Linked DNA regions of Homo sapiens: region 2 is linked to region 1. A link is a loop called in an ENCODE intact Hi-C map of the cell type or tissue named here. Cell type or tissue: thyroid gland. All regions are shown on one strand. Links, peaks and the distances in the headings refer to the core of each region. The heading gives the core; the rest is flanking DNA. Region 1 overlaps ATP10D (ATPase phospholipid transporting 10D (putative)). Region 2 has its middle 10 kb from the start of ATP10D.

Region 1 (8,346 bases), core at 203-8,202:
TGAAAGAGCTCTCACTCAAAGCTTGTTTGCTTTGATTTTAAATGCTGTTTTATCAAGCATTTCTCAACCTACAACAAAATAAGAAAAGCAAGGAAGAAGTAGATATGGACATGTGCACATGAAACAGCACAAAAACTATAAACACTCTTGTGGAGTGTTCACAGGGCTCCATTTTAGGAATGAATTTGATCCCATACACCTCCAAAGCCCTTAAGGCAAAGTATACAAAGATGAATCAGATATGCTCATACAGCTCATTACATCATAGTAAAAATTATTTTTAAAACTCTTTTGGAGTTTGGTTAAATTAAAATGGCACATTTAGAAAGTAACATGCCTCGCAATCATTGAAAACATTAACATCAGATTGTGTTTAAGGTATTGTAATTGAAAGAATACAGCTGCAATACCATACAATAACATAAATATAGTCTTTGTGGCACCAATATGCTTACAGTATACAGAATACAGTCTGTGTGGATATTCTCCAAAATATGATTTTAAATTGTAGTTTTATGATTATAAATTGATTATAAAGGGTTTTGTACTCTTCTATTTATTTGAGTATGTGTTTAGGTTTTACAAATTAACTATTTTTTTCATTATAAAAATAACAGAAGTATGCATACACACACACAGCTAATCTTCATTATCTGTGGATTCCACATTTGTGAATTCTCCTACTTGATAAAATTTATCTGTAATTTCACAATACTTGAGATGTTTTTGTGGTTACATGTCATAGAGTGACATTTGAGTGTCACATGCATAGAGTGACATTTAAGTCATGTGATATGCCCATTCCCAGCTGAAGCTGAACACCATGATGCCTTCTTTTGCCAGTTCTCAAACTGTAGCAAAGTCTTCTTTTCATGGGCTATTTGGTGCCATATTTTTTGCATCTTTCTGCTTTTTGTCAGTGATTTTGCTGTTTAAAATGACTCCCAATCATGGGCTGCAGTGTTTCCAAGCAAAAAAGGCTGTGATGTGTCCTATGGGGGGAACTTACCCATGTTAGATAAGCTTTGTTTGGGTATAAGTTACAGTCTGTTGGCAATGCATTTAACGTTAATGAATCATTAATATGCATATTAAATAAGGTACATTTCAGAAGAAACAAGGTCATGTATTGATTGTTGACAGTATGTTGTAATCAGAGGAAGCTAACTTTGTATCTCCTCTAAAAGCAGTGGTCAGTGTTTGCTAATTCAGAGCTCGGGGCAACTACATAAACTATAACTCTACAAATAAGGAGAATCAACTGTATATATGTAATATGTAATATATAATTAGAAAATATACTGTAATGGGAATCAGAAAATTTAAAGTTTAGTAATCAGCTGTACTTAGAGAAATCACAAGCATTTGGAGTCTCAGGTTATAAAACAGATAATTTATCTTCTATGTCTATTTGTTGTAATTGTCAAATGAGATCAGGTATGGAAAGCCTTTTTGTAGATTCTAATATAAATTATGAAGATAGAAAGTTACCAATCTGAGGAGAAAAATTTAAATGAAATTACAAAAATAAAACTTAAAAAATTAAATGACCAATCCTGAAAGGCCTTTGTATATTCCAATGCAGTAACTAGTTACAAACAGGATATGACTATATTAAAACAAATGAAGAAAAAAAACTTTTATGAGAGTAAAAGGTAAAGTTTGCAACTGGCAACACTTATAATCTAATTTGTAAATTGAAGAACAACGTTGATGGAAATTTGTAAAGATGACACAAAAGTAACTTCAGACATTCCACTGGCTGCCACATTGCCTGCTTAGAATGTTATAGGAGCAATTCCTTCACTAAGTGACACACTGGGCTCCATGATCTTCAAGTCCTTTTAAACTCTTAGTGATTCCTGAGGGACTAGGAGTGGGAGGTGGAAAGAAAAGAGTTAAATACTAGTGACTGAGCCCATACTATGTGCCTGGCTTTTTATCTTGAGTTGTGATAAAACTAAATTATGTTTGTTGTATTCTGTTTAGTTATTTGGAAAATTCACACATGTGGAATAGCTATCGATAGCAAAAAAATTATAGGTACTCAGTAAATACTTCTTGAATCGATAGTTTTAAATGCCTTTAAACATAAGATAAATTGTGTATTTATAAATAATTTTTTTATTTATATAAATTTAAGGGTATAAGTGTAATTTTTTTATATGGATATATTGCATTATAAATGAATTTCACAGTCCTAAAGATTTTACTGTTCACAACAATCTCTATTTTTCTTTTTTAATGCTTACTGAACCCCTCTCATCTGATAGGCACCGCATTAAACAATTTATATTTTTTCATTTAATGCTCACAAAAACCCCATTAAACAGTCATTACTCTCCCATTATGAGTAAAGAAAAAGCGGCACAGGAGGGTAAGTAACTCCCTAAGGCCACATACTCAGTCAGCGGCAGGCCAAGCATTTGATCCCTAGTCTTACCAGCCACCTAGGCTACATTCTTTTGGTGACTGAAATGACTAAGCATTTTCTTCTGTTCTGCCCCCTGCAGCTACTGGGAGTTGGCTGGTGGTTGTGGTTATGGGTCACTGGGCCACCGTAAAGGGGAACCCACTCTATTTTTCCCTTTTCTCAAAATGTACCATTTAGCTGAGTGCTGGTTGAGGTCTGACCATAAAAACATGCTAACCAGGCCGGGCGCGGTGGCTCACGCCTGTAATCCCAGCACTTTGGGAGGCCGAGGCGGGCGGATCACGAGGTCAGGAGGTCGAGACCATCCTGGCTAACACGGTGAAACCCCGTCTCTACTAAAAATACACAAAAAATTAGCCGGGCGTGGTGTCGGGAGCCTGTAGTCCCAGCTACTCGGGAGGCTGAGGCAGGAGAATGGCGTGAACCCGGGAGGCGGAGCTTGCAGTGAGCCGAGATCGCGCCATAGCGCTCCAGCCTGGGCTGCCTCAAAACAAACAAACAAACAAACAAATAAACAAACGAAAACATGTTAACCAATCATGGCAGCCTTGAGCAGGCAAAGCTCAAGAAGTGATCCTGAAGAAAAGCTCCACAAGATTTCAAAGAAGGCAGACTGCAGTGATGGGATTGATATCACTGGTTAAGTCTGACTGCTGAAGAAGAATGGGAGGAAGTTTTTCAAGAAAAATAAACAATGTGCACAAATCTTGGAGGGGATCACTATACTGGAAGGCTTCTGAGAAAAATAAAACCCTTATTTATCTGATTAAACATTGGTGTTAGAGATTAGCGGGAGGCAAAAATAGAAAAAACTGGGCTGAGTCTAAGCCTCCTAAATTTCCTTCTTTTTTAAAAAATGACATTTTCCTCTTCCCTTAAACAGTTCTTCAAACTTATGATATTCTCGGGAGCACTACCTAGGAATTACCACAAGAGGGCACGATTTCCCTGAGTCTATTTTTAGAATTGCCATAAAATATTTAATAATTTATTCACCTGATTTCAATAAAAACTATCACTTTTTCTTATCTTAAAAGGGAGGTAGATTCCTGTACCAGGACTTGATATATTTTCTCATTTTGGGCTAAGTCCTGTCAGATCCCTGGTAATCCAGTGTGGAGGGGGGAAAGCAAATAAAAAAAAAAAACTTTCTTCTAATGCCTTTATTCAGCAATGATTCCTCTGAATCATTATAATTTTCCATCAGGCCTTTAGAAGAATAGACATCCTTCCAAGCACAAGGTAGGTTTCTGGATAGAAAAAATTATCAAGAAGCTAATGGTTGCTGGCCAGGGCACAGTGGCTCACCCCGTAATCCCAGCACTTTGGGAGGCCAAAGCTGGCGGATCACTTGAGGTCAAGAGTTCAAGATCAGCCTGGCCAACAAGGTGAAACCCCGTCTCTACTAAAAATACAAAAATTAGCCAGGCGTGGTGGCAGATGCCTGTAATCCCAGCTACTTGAGAGGCTGAAGCAGAATTGCTTGAATCTGGGAGGTGGAGGTTGCAGTGAGCCAAGATATTGCACCACTGCACTCCAGCCTGGGTGACAGAGCAAGATTCCGTCTCAAAAAAACCAAAACAAACAAACAAACAACAAAAAAAGCTAACGGTTGCTGTTTTGTTTTTTTTTTAATCCTTGCATACATCAAATCTCAAATGTTCCAATGCCTTTGAAAATACAGAAGAACAGATTTAATCTCAATATACGCACTTTACTTTGGGTATTGAGGATAAAAAGCTTGTCATCTGGCTCCAGTAGTTTGCATGCATAAGCTATGTTGACAGCTGTCTCCTGCTTGTCCCCTGTCAGCATCCAGATCTTGATGCCCGCTTTGTGAAGAGCTTCTATAGATTCAGGGACTCCCTCCTGCAGACGGTCTTCAATGCCAGTAGCACCTAAAAAATAACCAAAGTGCAATAGGACTTGTAAGAAACCAAAGCCAGCTGAAGCTCAGCTAGTCTACAGTTGAATCATATCTGTTAGCCAACTCAACCCTACACTACATAAACTGCCCAGCTGCTCAGGAGAGTCAAAGGAGGTTTGACGACCCAGACCAAAATTATATGCAATGTAATATTTTGGGAAGGAAGCCTCAGGGATCAATGGATTTATCAAACTTACTCGTTCTCCTTTTGGCTAGATTTCTTATCTGTAAATTGAAGGGATTTGAGTCAATTATTTATGCAACCTTACACTACAATTTTATAATTCTATGATATTCCCAAGGATAAGGGTGGGATTTTATTTTTATTATTATAGACTTAGGGGGCACAAACGCAGTTTTGTTACACTGATATATTGTGTAGGGGTGAAATCTGGGCTCTCAGTGTAACCATCATGCAAATAGTGTAAATTGTACCTGTTAGGTAATTTCTCATCCCTTGCTCCCCGACCTATCCTCCCACTTTTCTGAGTCTCCAATGTCTACTATTTCATTTTCCATGTCCATGTGTACATGTTATTTAGCTCTCACTTATAAGTGAGAACGTGTGGTACTTGACTTTCTGTTTCTGGGTTATTTCACTTAAGATAATGGCATCCAGTTTCATCCATGTTGCTGCAAAAGACACAATTTCATTCTTTTTTATGGCTGAGTGGGATTCCATTGTGTATATATGTGTGTGTGTGTGTATATATATATATTATATCACATTTTCTTTAATCGTTTGTTGGTGGACACTTAGAAATCTGATTCTGTGACTTTGCTATTGTGAACAGTGCTGTGATAAGCCTATGATTGCAGGTACTTTTTTGATATAATGATTTCTTTTCCTTTGGGTAGATACCCAGTAGTGGGATTGTTGGATTGAACGGTAATTCCATTTTCAGTTCTTTGAGAATCTCCACACTGTTTTCCATAGAGGTTGTACTAATTTACATTCCAACCAGCAGTATATAAGCGTTCCCTTTTCTCTGCATCCTTGCCAACATCTGTTGTCTTCTGACGTTTTAACAGACATTCTGACTGGTGTAAGATGGTATCTCATTGTGGTTTTAATTTGCATTTGTCTGCATCTGATAACTAGTGATGTTGAGCATTTTTTCATGTTTGTTGGCCACTTGTTGTTGTCTTCTTTAGAAAAATGTCTGTTCATGTCCTTTAAAGGGCAGGCTTTTAAAGAATGCTCCTGCCAGTAAGATACAATGTCTATTTGCAGTGTTCTTTCATGGGTCTACAGTTCCCTTTTCTGAAACAATTGGGGCCATATGTGTTTTGGAATTCAAACATTTTTCAGATATTAAAAAAGTAATATGGTGCATATACCATATTCTATAATACTTGTTAATCAAGCATATTAATATTTCTGCAGGAAAACTGACAAATGTTCACCTAAATTAGGATAATAACTATAAATAGTCTTATATCAAATCAGGTATGATTTTTCTGCCAAATGAGTTTTGGCACTAAACCCATGGAGCATTTTTGATTTTGGAATCACAGATGAGGAAATGTGGACCTATACTACTTACACTGTCACAGAGAAATCACTTAGGGTAGGCATCATTGCTCTATTTGCTAGATACTAAGTTAGGTCAATGTTTTCCTCCTAAATAGAGGAATGGAGCTCAGAAGCTGGTATCTTGGTATATCAGAGCTTATATTAGAATCTAGATCTCCAGACTCTAAGACAGTGGTTCTCAAACTTGACCGCCTTTAGCATCACTTTAGGGAGCTTTAAAAAATTCCAATGCCCAAGCCACACAACAGATCACTTGAATCAGAATCTCAGGGGATAGGATGCAGGCATCAATATTTTTTAAAGTGCTTCAGATAATTCTAAGATGCAGTTTAATCCAAGACAAGAGGGGTCAGTTGTGCAATTTTAGTTGAAATCAGGAAGAGAAGAAAAATAAATTTCCTTAGTCCAGTAGCAGGTGCAGGATAAAAAGCTTGGAGCCAGGCAAACATGAGCTCCATGTTTGGTTAATGAGTAACTGTCAGCTACTGGCATGTGACCTTGAACAAGTCATTGAACTGCTCTGTGCCCCAAATTTCCTCTACATAAGATAGAGATTTGTTGTGAGAATTCAAAAAAAAGATAACACGTATTAAGCACCTTATCCAATGCCTGACAAGAAACTCTATTCTTGATATTTATCTTGATTTGAACCAAGATATTTATTGGAACATTTACTTGGCTTTGTAGTCTATGTTAAGTGTTGGATTTTACATGATCTTCTTGGGGTGACCATCCTGACCCCATCACAAGTGAAGTCTAGTTCACTGCAGTGGACAACAGAATAGAATGGATTGGAAGTTGGATAGAGATCAGACTGGACAGGGTAGGCAGAACCATATATGTTTATTAGATAACAATGGAAGAAAATAACCCTTATTCAAAGATATCCAGTGTTTTTCAAAATCCTCCATTCAGGCAATACAAACATAATTCACCTACCAAGTAATGTAAGTTTGTTCTCCAACCTCATGGCAGATTCAAGTAGTAATTCTTCCCTGTTGTCAATGCTGGTTTCAGCTAAAAAATGATTCCTCAGCCACTCTGCATATTCAGTGTCACTCATGACCTACGGGAAGAATTAAAAGAGAGGTATGAAGCAAGCCATATGATCTTGTGGGAATACCAGGACTGACCTCTGGCAAAATATCAAACCATCAACTTGTTTTACATATTCCTCCCTCTGGGCACAGCCATGTCAGATCCATATCCTCACACCACCTGGACACTAGCTTCCCAAACTCTGTGGTCAGACTAGTGCAACACTGATGATGGATGACCCTTTAACTCAGCATCTCTGGAAATTCTAGGCACCATATATGATGACAGTGGGTTAATGTCTTTAATTAAATCAGAAAGTATGCAGTTGGGAGTGGTCTCCAATTGACAGTTAAATCCAGTTTGATTCTAATGGTGCAGTTGAGAAAGTGGTATCAGGACTGTTTAGTTCGAAGGATTCTGTAACCAGCAGCACCTTTCATACCTTTTGATGTTTTTTTTGTTTGTTTGTTTTGTTTTGTTTTTGTTTTTGAGACAGAGTCTCGCTCTGGCCCAGGCTGGAGTGCAGTGGCCTGATCTCGGCTCACTACAAGCTCCGCCTCCCAGGTTCACGCCATTCTCCTTTGATGGTTATTTTATGTGGTTAATGAATGGTAAAAAGAGAAGGGCCCTATGGGTGAAACAAGTCTTATTCCAAAGAAAAATTGAATGAAATTCCTGGGGAAGTGATCAATAATATATTTTCCTTTGTCTTTAGGTTGCCATAGAAAGAGAAATCTACATTTCAGTTTTTATAAAGCAGAGTGGAGTAAAGCAGGTGAGGCAATTCCCCTCTCTGCCTACTTATTCTTGGCCACAGGTCATTCGATTTGAGAGAATCTGACACCTGTTGGGCTACATTTTAATCAAGGGTAGGATCATTCAATTGAAAAGGCAGAGTTGGTTTGATCTTGAACTCTCCATTCTTCCTTTAACTGTGTGTGGGGCAGGCTTTTTGTTTTTGGTTTTGTTTTTGTTTTGAGATGGAGTTTTGCTCTGTCGTCCAGGCTGGAGTGCAGTGGCGCAATCTCAGTTCACTGCAACCTCTGCCTCCCAGGTTCAAGCAATTCTCCTGTCTCAGCCTCCTGAGTAGCTGGGATTACAGGCATGCACCACCAGATCCGGCTAATTTTTGTGTTTTTAGTAGAGACGGGGTTTCACCATGTTAGCCAGGCTGATCTTGAACTCCTGACCTCAGGTGATCCACCTGCCTCAGCCTCCTGATTACAGGCGTGAGCTACTGTGCCCAGCCATCAGACTTTTGATTCCTTATGCAGCTGGTTGACTGAGTTCCTTGGGGTCTACAACAGATCCCACTTTCCCTAATGCAGCTCCCATGAACTAAACCTTGGGTAAGAAATGAAAAGTTCCGGTGAGAACATCTCTCAAATAATTTATTGGAGCTCCATCTTC
Region 2 (8,346 bases), core at 196-8,195, 89 kb after region 1:
AACAAACAAAAAGCCTTGCTCCTTATTGGATGGATGTAAAATATTTAATATAACAAATGGCAATGTGTGCTATGAAGAGCACTGCAAGGTGAGGAGGAGAGAGAGTGCCAGAGTAGGGGAGAGGGATAGCTTTTGATTTGGGGAAGGTCTTACCAAGAATGTGACATTTAAGCAAAGATCTGAAGTAGGTGAGCGAGAGAGCCATAAGGGTGTCTGGGGATGGAGCATTTCAGGGAAAGAGAACATGCAGTGCCTCGAGGCAAGGGTGTGCCAGCTATGCTGGAGAGGCAGTAAAGCACTGGCGTGCCCAGGGCACTGTGATGGGGGAACAATGTGGAGGTGTCAGTGGGAAGTAGTAAAAGTGACATCAGAGCCATAAAGTCATGGAAGACTTTGGATGTTACCCTGTGTATACTGCAAATATGTAGATAGGTTTTGAGTAGAGGACTGATACCGTCTGGCCTGTGTTCCAACAGGATCCCTCTAGCTTTTTTTGTTGCCAATAAACTGTAGGGAGCATGGTTGATGCTGGGAGACTAGTCAAGAGGTGATTTTAACAATCCTGGGGAGAGGTGATTTTGGCCTAGGTTAGAATTGTAACTGTGAGGGTGGTGGTCAGCTTCTGGATATATTTTGAAGGTAGAGCTAATAGGATTGTTTGTAAATTGTGTGTGAGTTACAAGAGAAAGAAAGGAATCAGGGATAATTCCAAGGTTTGGGGTGGAACAACTGGAAGACAGAAGTTTTTAAATTGTCCTGATTATTGCTTACCTGCAGAATAATTTATTGCTAACAGTCCCTGGATCTGACCCTGATGGGGATGGTAAAGAGTATGTGTGTGTCGGGGTGGTAAGGTTTTTATTTTGTTTTCATAAGTGCCTCAGTATCTGATAATTGGCCACTTGGAATCAACAGTTATGAAGCATGTATTCCTTTAAGGATAAGTCTAGCCGGGCACTTTGATCCCCTGATAGTATTACTGCTAAAAGCCAATTATATAGCAATACATTTTTTCTTTACTTATTTGTTTCCCATTTAGATACATTTTTTGAAATATTTCACTCTTCAGTTCAGTATCTTTAACAGAATCTTGCAAAAATTTCAAAAGAGAAACTAATGATTTCAAAGTTCAAAGTGAAGTTTCAGAGGGGCTAGCAGAAGTTTTATATAGGATTTGTCATTTCAATGGGCCTTAAAATGTGAGCAAGAATATCCTGATGGAGAAAACGAGGAAAAGCTTCTGGCTAAAAACAAGAAACAAGAAGAAAAACACAAAGATGTTAGAGTATATGGCATATCTGGGAATTTTAAAAATATTTATGTGGTCAGAATATTGTAGAGAAGGAAAGAACAAAAATTAAGGCTCCACTGTGAAGGTTTTCAAGAAGGAGAGTTGTGGTCCGACCAGGGCTGTAATAAAGTAACCTAAAATAATGGGTAGTGTGGCACTGCAGTGTGAGTGAAATGAAACGAAGGCCTGAAACAAGAAACTGGCAGTGAGTGTGGAAAGGATGGTATATATTCAAGAGTTTGTGCAAGGCCAAGTCTTCCCTGTTATGACAAGAAAAATGAGAAGGAACAGAGCTCCATCCAACAATTTAGGTTGTATGCTGGCAGGAATGTTACTGCTCTGCAGGAATGGGGTCAGTCAGCGGGTCCTGAGCTCTTCAGAAGATCCCTGACCTGGATAGGCTATACTACCTGATGTATTTTTGGTCTGACAGATGAAACAGCACTTAAATTGCAATAGGAAGTGATATTACTCCGTTCATTTAGTTGCCTTATAAAAAGTCTAGTGCAAGTTTCCATGCTGAATGTAGTGATATCCCTGCCATCTACTAGGTGAAGTGTCAAATCTCCTTTTTGAGTGATTTTGCTGATCAAGTTCCATTATCAGGATGTTCATTCATGGAAATATAACAATAGAAAGTCACTAGGGCCATGGAATTCATACTGATCTCCTGTGTGCCATGGAGGGGCACACAGTGAACTTCAAAGGTGCTGGTCATGTTCTACCATTTCTTTTTTTTTTTCTTTTTTTTTTATTATACTTTATGTTTTAGGGTACATGTGCACATTGTGCAGGTTAGTTACATATGTATACATGTGCCATGCTGGTGCGCTGCACCCACTAACTCGTCATCTTTTTTTTTTCTTTTGAGACGGAGTCTTGCTCTGTTGCCAGGCTGGAGTGCAGTGGTGTGATCTTGGCTCATTGCAACCTCCGCCTCCTGTGTTCAAGTGGTTCTCCTGCCTTAGCCTCCTGAGTAGCTGGGACTACAGGTACGCGCCACCACACCCAGCTAATTTTTGTATTTTTCACAGAGACGGGGTTTCACCATATTGGCCAGGATTGTCTCTATCTCTTGACCTTGTGATCCGCCTGCCTCGGTCTCCCAAAGTGCTGGGATTACAGGCATAAGCCACCATGCCTGGCCAATGTTCTACCATTTCTTAAACTCAGTGGTGGTGTATTAGGGTTCTCCAGAGAAACAGAAGGAACAGGATGTGTGTGAATGTGTGCGTGTGTGTATGTGTCAGTATAGGAAAAGAAAGAGAGAAATATTTATTTTTAGGTTAGCTCACAACACTGTGGGGCTATTAAATCTAAAGTCTGCAGAGCAGGCCAGCAGGCTGGAGACCCAGGGAAGAGTTGATGTGGCAGTTCCAATTAGAAGGCAGTCAGCCAGCAGGATTCTCCCTTTTGCGGGTGGGGCCGGGGGGCGGATAGGAGGAGGGGAAGATCAGCCTTTGCTTATTAAGGTCTTTAGCTGGTTGGATGAGGCCCACCCACATTATAGAGGATAATCTACTTTCTAAAAGTCTTCTGATGTAAATGTTAATCTCATCTAAAAAATACCTTCACAGACATATCTAGAATAATGTTTGACCAAATATCTGGTACTGTGGCCCAGCCAAGTTGATACATAAAATTAACCATGACAAGCGTGTACATGAGTCTTCCTTTAAACTATAACTACACATTAAAAATAAAAACAGGCCAGGTGTGGTGGCTCATGCCTATAATCTTAGTACTTTGGGAAGCTGAGGCAGGAGGATTGCTTGAGCCTAGGAGTCTGAGACCAGCCTGAGCAACATTGTGAGACTCCGTCTGTACAAAAAAATTAAAAATTAGCAAGGTGTGGTGGCACTTGCCTATAGTCTCAGCTACTGGGAAGGCTGAGGCTGGAGGATCACTTGAGCCCAGGGAGTTTGAGGCTGAAGTGAGCAGTGATCACAACACTGCATTCCAGCCTGGCTGACAGAGCTAGACCCTGGGTCAAAAAAACAAAACCAAACCAAAAACAAAGTAAAGGGAAGAATCTAGAAAACATCCTAACTATTGCCTTTGTCGGCCAGGCAGGCAGAGTTGAGAGGCAGAAAGGAGGGCTGCCCAGACCCCCACAAGAGGCTGACTCCCTTGCTGTATCTGAAACTGCTTCTGCTGGCACCTGCTGGCATTGACTATTGCTATTATTTAAATCCACCCAGGCTATCATGTTTCATGTTCAGACTAATTTGAATCATTTGTCATGTAGAAGACACAATTCCTGAACTCACAGTAAGCGCAGAGCAAGGCAAATATGTATTATTCTGTTCACCAAAATGATGTTTCTTAAAAATGATGTGTTTATTGAAGTTCCATAAATCAAAGTTTATTTCAAATGCCTTAGAGAAGCTTATTGTTAAAGAAGGCTGGTGATGAATTCCTTTACAATTTCAAATTTTGCTATGTTCCTTTTCTTATAAAAGGGCAATTATTATGTGCAGTGTACTCTACTAGCCTGCTAGATTCTGAGTGGTTCTTTACATTGTCCCTTGATAGGCTATTATTTTGTACAAAATCCATTTGCCATCATTAGCATATGCCCTTTGTAAGAATTCTTGACAATGTTTTCATGTGTGTGTACCTTTTATTAAACCAGCTTTTACAAATGCTAACAGAGACAGCTTATATTATCCTTTTAAATGCTCTTGATTTACATAGTTTAATCTGTGCTAAAATTCATTTGATATTTTGGAAAATATTTCTCTGCATAAAAACAGGTTAAAATAAAATGAGTTTAACAAAAATGAATTTACACAAGTGTCTGTGTTCTTTTTGTGTTAATTTTTAAGATGTACTATCTCCAGCATATACTTTTTACTCCCCATTCTCCCTACGTTCCAGCATGTCAAGTGGACACTCTGTTTTACTATCAAAGAAAGTCAACACTTGATTAGCTCTATTGAATTGTGTTCTGATGATGTCGATGCGGTAGCCAGTGCTTGAGTCTGGATTGGACTTGACCACTGGTGACTTCAAATTCTGAGGACCTCTGTTTCCTCTTCTGTAATAGGAAGTCTGATTAGATGCCTTTTGAGGTTAGGTTGGCTTCTAAGATGGTAATTATCTGTCCAAGTTTTTGTTTCCTATAATTTAGCAACAATATCAACAGAAAGGCTATATTAGAAAATTCTACCTGCATCCCCCTGGATCTGAACGTTCTTCATGATACTATAAATAGAAATCTCTTTATTCTTGGCATCAAATTTTGATTTACAAATTTACTCATTTTTGGATACATACTGACATTGGGTTTTATTATCTGTCTTTTTGATTTGGGTGATTCCTTCCAACTAAATTGCCGTGCTTATCCATTTCTGCCTATGGATATTGAACCCATCTCCCAAATCCTGCTTCTTCCTTTACCTGAAGGTCTTTGATCACCCTGACAGTGAGTTCTCCTTCTTTTAAACTCCTGGCTTAGACCCACCATGTGACATTTGTCTTTATTTTTATTTTGTTTTTGGAATTTAACTAATCTAGAAAAATACAAAGTCCATAAAACAAATTCATATTATCTTACCGTTCAGAAATTCAGAATGAATTACAGTTACCATTTTGGATTTTATGCCTCTAATCTCTTGTTTCTTGTTTTTTTTTTGTTTTGTTTTGTTTTGAGACTGGGTCTCGCTCTGTCACCCAGGCTGGAGTGCAGTGGCGAGATTTTGGCTCACTGCAACTTCCTCCTCCTGGGCTCAAGCTGCCCTCCCACCTCAGCCTCCCCAGTAGTTGGGACTACAGGTGCACACCACCATGCCCGGCTAATTTTTTTTTTTTTTTTTTTTTGGTATTTTTTGTACAGATAGGTTTTGCCATGTTGCCCAGACTGGGCCTTAACTCCTGAACTCAAGCAATCTGCCCACCTCAGCCTCCCAAAGTGCTGGGATTACAGGTGTGAGCCACCATTCCCGGCCTCTCTTGTTTCTTTGATGAAATACTATAGATATCACTAAAGTCCTCTTCAACACCAGTCCAAGTCTCATTGCCAGAAGCTACATGTACATATGTAAACTTCCAGATTATTTAAAAAATACACATATATATGCTTGTAATTTTTTTGCATTTTAACTTATGTGCATGGTTGTTATATGGTATGACAATATATAGTTCCACATCTTACGTAGGAATGTGGATCTGAGAGTTCCTTTAGGAGGAAGAAAGTACAGAAAGAAATGTTTCCTTTTTAATTTCCTGATATAAACCAGACTATGCAAGGAAAATCTGCAAAATACTTTAATTATCTCCAGGCCTTTTCTAACTTTCCTCTTCGGTTCTCTCAAGGATTGAATACGCTCATGCTAAGCTTTGCTGCTCCAAGCTCATTGTTGAGGAATTTCTCTGATAGCCCTTCTGGCCCATCTACATTCTTCAAAATTACCTATTTATTTGACTTTGACCAAGGCTGCCTTAACATTCCCCAGCTTGACTAAACTTTAGATCAGCTTCTTCCCTGACACTAGACCCCTGACCTCCATTTTTGTACAGCATATTTAGAAAACCTGTAACATATTTTCCTGCCCCTTTGAAATATAAATCTTTCAATCAGTCTCTTGTCAGTTTTAAAACTTACGAATGTATTTCTCAAGAACCTTTGAGCCATGTCTTTGAAATGTAATCAGCAAATCAGATAGTCACTCTATCTTTCATAACTTTGGTGGGTACCTTCCTCCAAGTTGTGAAACTGCATCCTGTCACAAAGATATGGGAAAATTTACTTTTCTTTTGAGTAAAACCAATTAGTAAACACATATAACTTATACACTCCCTCTCACTTCCAACACTTAGAAATCCTACTGTCCTTTGTTTCAGTGGTGTTGAGTTTGGATTGAGTTCTGGCCCCTCTCCGCTATTGGAATAATGTTGAATAGAGTCTTCCTTGCCTGTTTAACATTGTCCAATACAATTTCTGTTTTGACACTTTCAATGTTCTACCCAAATCAAGATTCCTATTTCATAATGGTTCTTCAAACAAAATGTCAAAAGGAAAGTAATCATAATCAAAACTTCAGTGACTTACATGAATGGCCAGTTCTTTCTTGAGTATCATAGGGGCTTTCATATATTTTAAAAACAGCTATCTGTTAATTCACATATATTTCTGAGCTCCTTCCAAGCAATGTAACAGCAAATAATTTAAATATTTTAGGCAATAGAGCCAGGATATTTTGGTCAAGGATAAAATTTTGGACCATCCTTTGTGGCTTTATGCCCTTGATTTTCAATTTCAGCTGCACATTAGAATTAGATGTAAAGAACATATGCTGCTGGGTCCAACCCCTGGAGATTCTGATTTCATTGGTTGTAGGTGTGAGCTGGTCATAGGGATTTTGAAAAGCTCCTCAGTGGATTCTAATTTCCAGTCAAGGTTGGAAATCACTGCCTACCCTTTACATCGTTGTTTTTTTGTATTTTCCCAAGTCGGAGTCTTGCTCTGTTCACCCAGGCTGGAATGCCGTCGTGCAATCTCAGCTCATTGCGACCTCCACCTCCTGGTTTCAAGTGATTCTACTGTCTCAGCCTCCCGAGTAGCTGGGATTATACGAGCTTGCCACCACGCCCAACTAAATTTTGTATTTTTAGAAGAGATGGGATTTCACCATGTTGGCCAGGCTGGTCTTGAACTCTTGACCTTGTGATCTGCCTGCCTCGGCCTCCCAAAGTTCTGGAATTACAGGCGTGAGTCACTGAGCCCGGCCTTCATAGTTTATTAAAGCACCTCTTCTATTTCCGAATTCAACAAACACTTTTTGGGAGTCAGCTTTGTGCCAGACACTGTCTAGATACTCAAATGAATGTGGCATGGCCTCTGCATTTCAAGGAGCTCTCAGAAAAATGGGAAAGTCAGAATATGAAGAAACAGCACAATGCAATAAGGACTATAATAGATGTTTATTCAAAGAGTTATGAAAACACAGGTGAGACAGCAATTAAAGTTCTCTGGGGGTTGTGTCTGAATTCATTAGGCGAACTAGGTGTGCATGGAGAGAGTGGCAGGAAGAAGGAGGGGAGATTCTAGGCAAAGGAAACAGTAGGAACAAAAGTCCAGGATCAGAAAACCACCATTCTCTAAATGTTCTAAAGGCCTCCTTTGTTATTGCTGCTGCTGCTGTTGTGACAACATTTGGTCTAAGCCAGGTGATCTCTTGGTTAGTAAAAGGTTACATTTGCATTTTCCAGATCTTCATCTTTTCTATGAAGTTTTGTCCACATCACTGTATCTCAACACTGACCTATGTCAAAATTATCTGGGGAGTTTTGTAACAGCAATGACGGAAGATTGGTGTTAGTAGTCAAAGAGACTCCGACAATATTTGTCTGCAGGGTATGACCTTTTCTTTCTTTCTTTTTTTTTTAAAGCTCCCCATGTGTCCACTACAAACAGGCATTAAGGATCATTTTGGGAGACATAGTGATAATTGCATTCCTATACAAATTTAGAAAACCTCGCTTGAGTAAACTTAGCCAACCTGTATTTTAAATGGGTAGACTTTATGGTATGTGAATTATAAAGCTATTTTAAAAGTACAAAACAAAAGTGTGACACATTTAAAGTTAAAAATCAATACTCAAAAATTCCCTGGGTTGACGAATGTGCTTCTTTGATTAAGAACCACTGGCTGAAATCCTAACAGCTTACGGATGTGGTGGTTGTAAATACAGGGCTTAAAAGGGGTAGCAATTGGGAGGCAGGAGGTTTTACACGCACAGAACCTTCACCAGAAAGATTAATTGAAAACCTGGTGTGCCATTAAAGAATGCCAGCCCCTGAGGATATAGCATGTATTACATCTTAGGTCCAAAATTGCAGCTTATTAAGTATTTCACTTTAACAGAGCGATTTCAGCTTTTAATGTATTGTTTTCTTTAGTGCTACACTGAAATAAATGTTATGGGCTCCCTCTATTGCTCTTCTTAAATCAAAGTATCTGTTTATTTTAAAGATCTCTTTAATGGAGATCTTAAGTGGCTCAAGCTACAAGATTATTTTTATCTACAAAAATATAATGAAATAAAGAGGT

Evidence for each region. A loop is a pair of places that touch in the nucleus more often than their neighbours do. Peaks named below come from ENCODE experiments on the same cell type or tissue, not always from the same donor. Only the 100,000 strongest peaks of a DNase experiment are listed, where the experiment ranks them.
Region 2: it touches region 1 in a loop (2.0-fold over the local background); 56 of 110 quality-filtered maps call a loop at or near these places.

What each region holds. Positions count from the first base shown.
Region 1 is chr4:47,559,567-47,567,912 of GRCh38, reverse strand. ATP10D (ATPase phospholipid transporting 10D (putative)) reads right to left here. Exons shown (of 23, transcript NM_020453.4): 14 at 6,838-6,964; 15 at 4,148-4,332. Among named protein-coding and RNA genes, the nearest start is that of ATP10D, 78 kb to the right of the region's middle. RefSeq lists a silencer at 2,481-2,670. In thyroid gland, for the core only: a CTCF peak has its summit at 3,344 (motif pointing right); no DNase peak of the experiment used is centred there; H3K27ac peaks cover 702 bases.
Region 2 is chr4:47,470,955-47,479,300 of GRCh38, reverse strand. No RefSeq gene overlaps it. Among named protein-coding and RNA genes, the nearest start is that of ATP10D, 10 kb to the left of the region's middle. In thyroid gland, for the core only: no CTCF peak of the experiment used is centred there; no DNase peak of the experiment used is centred there.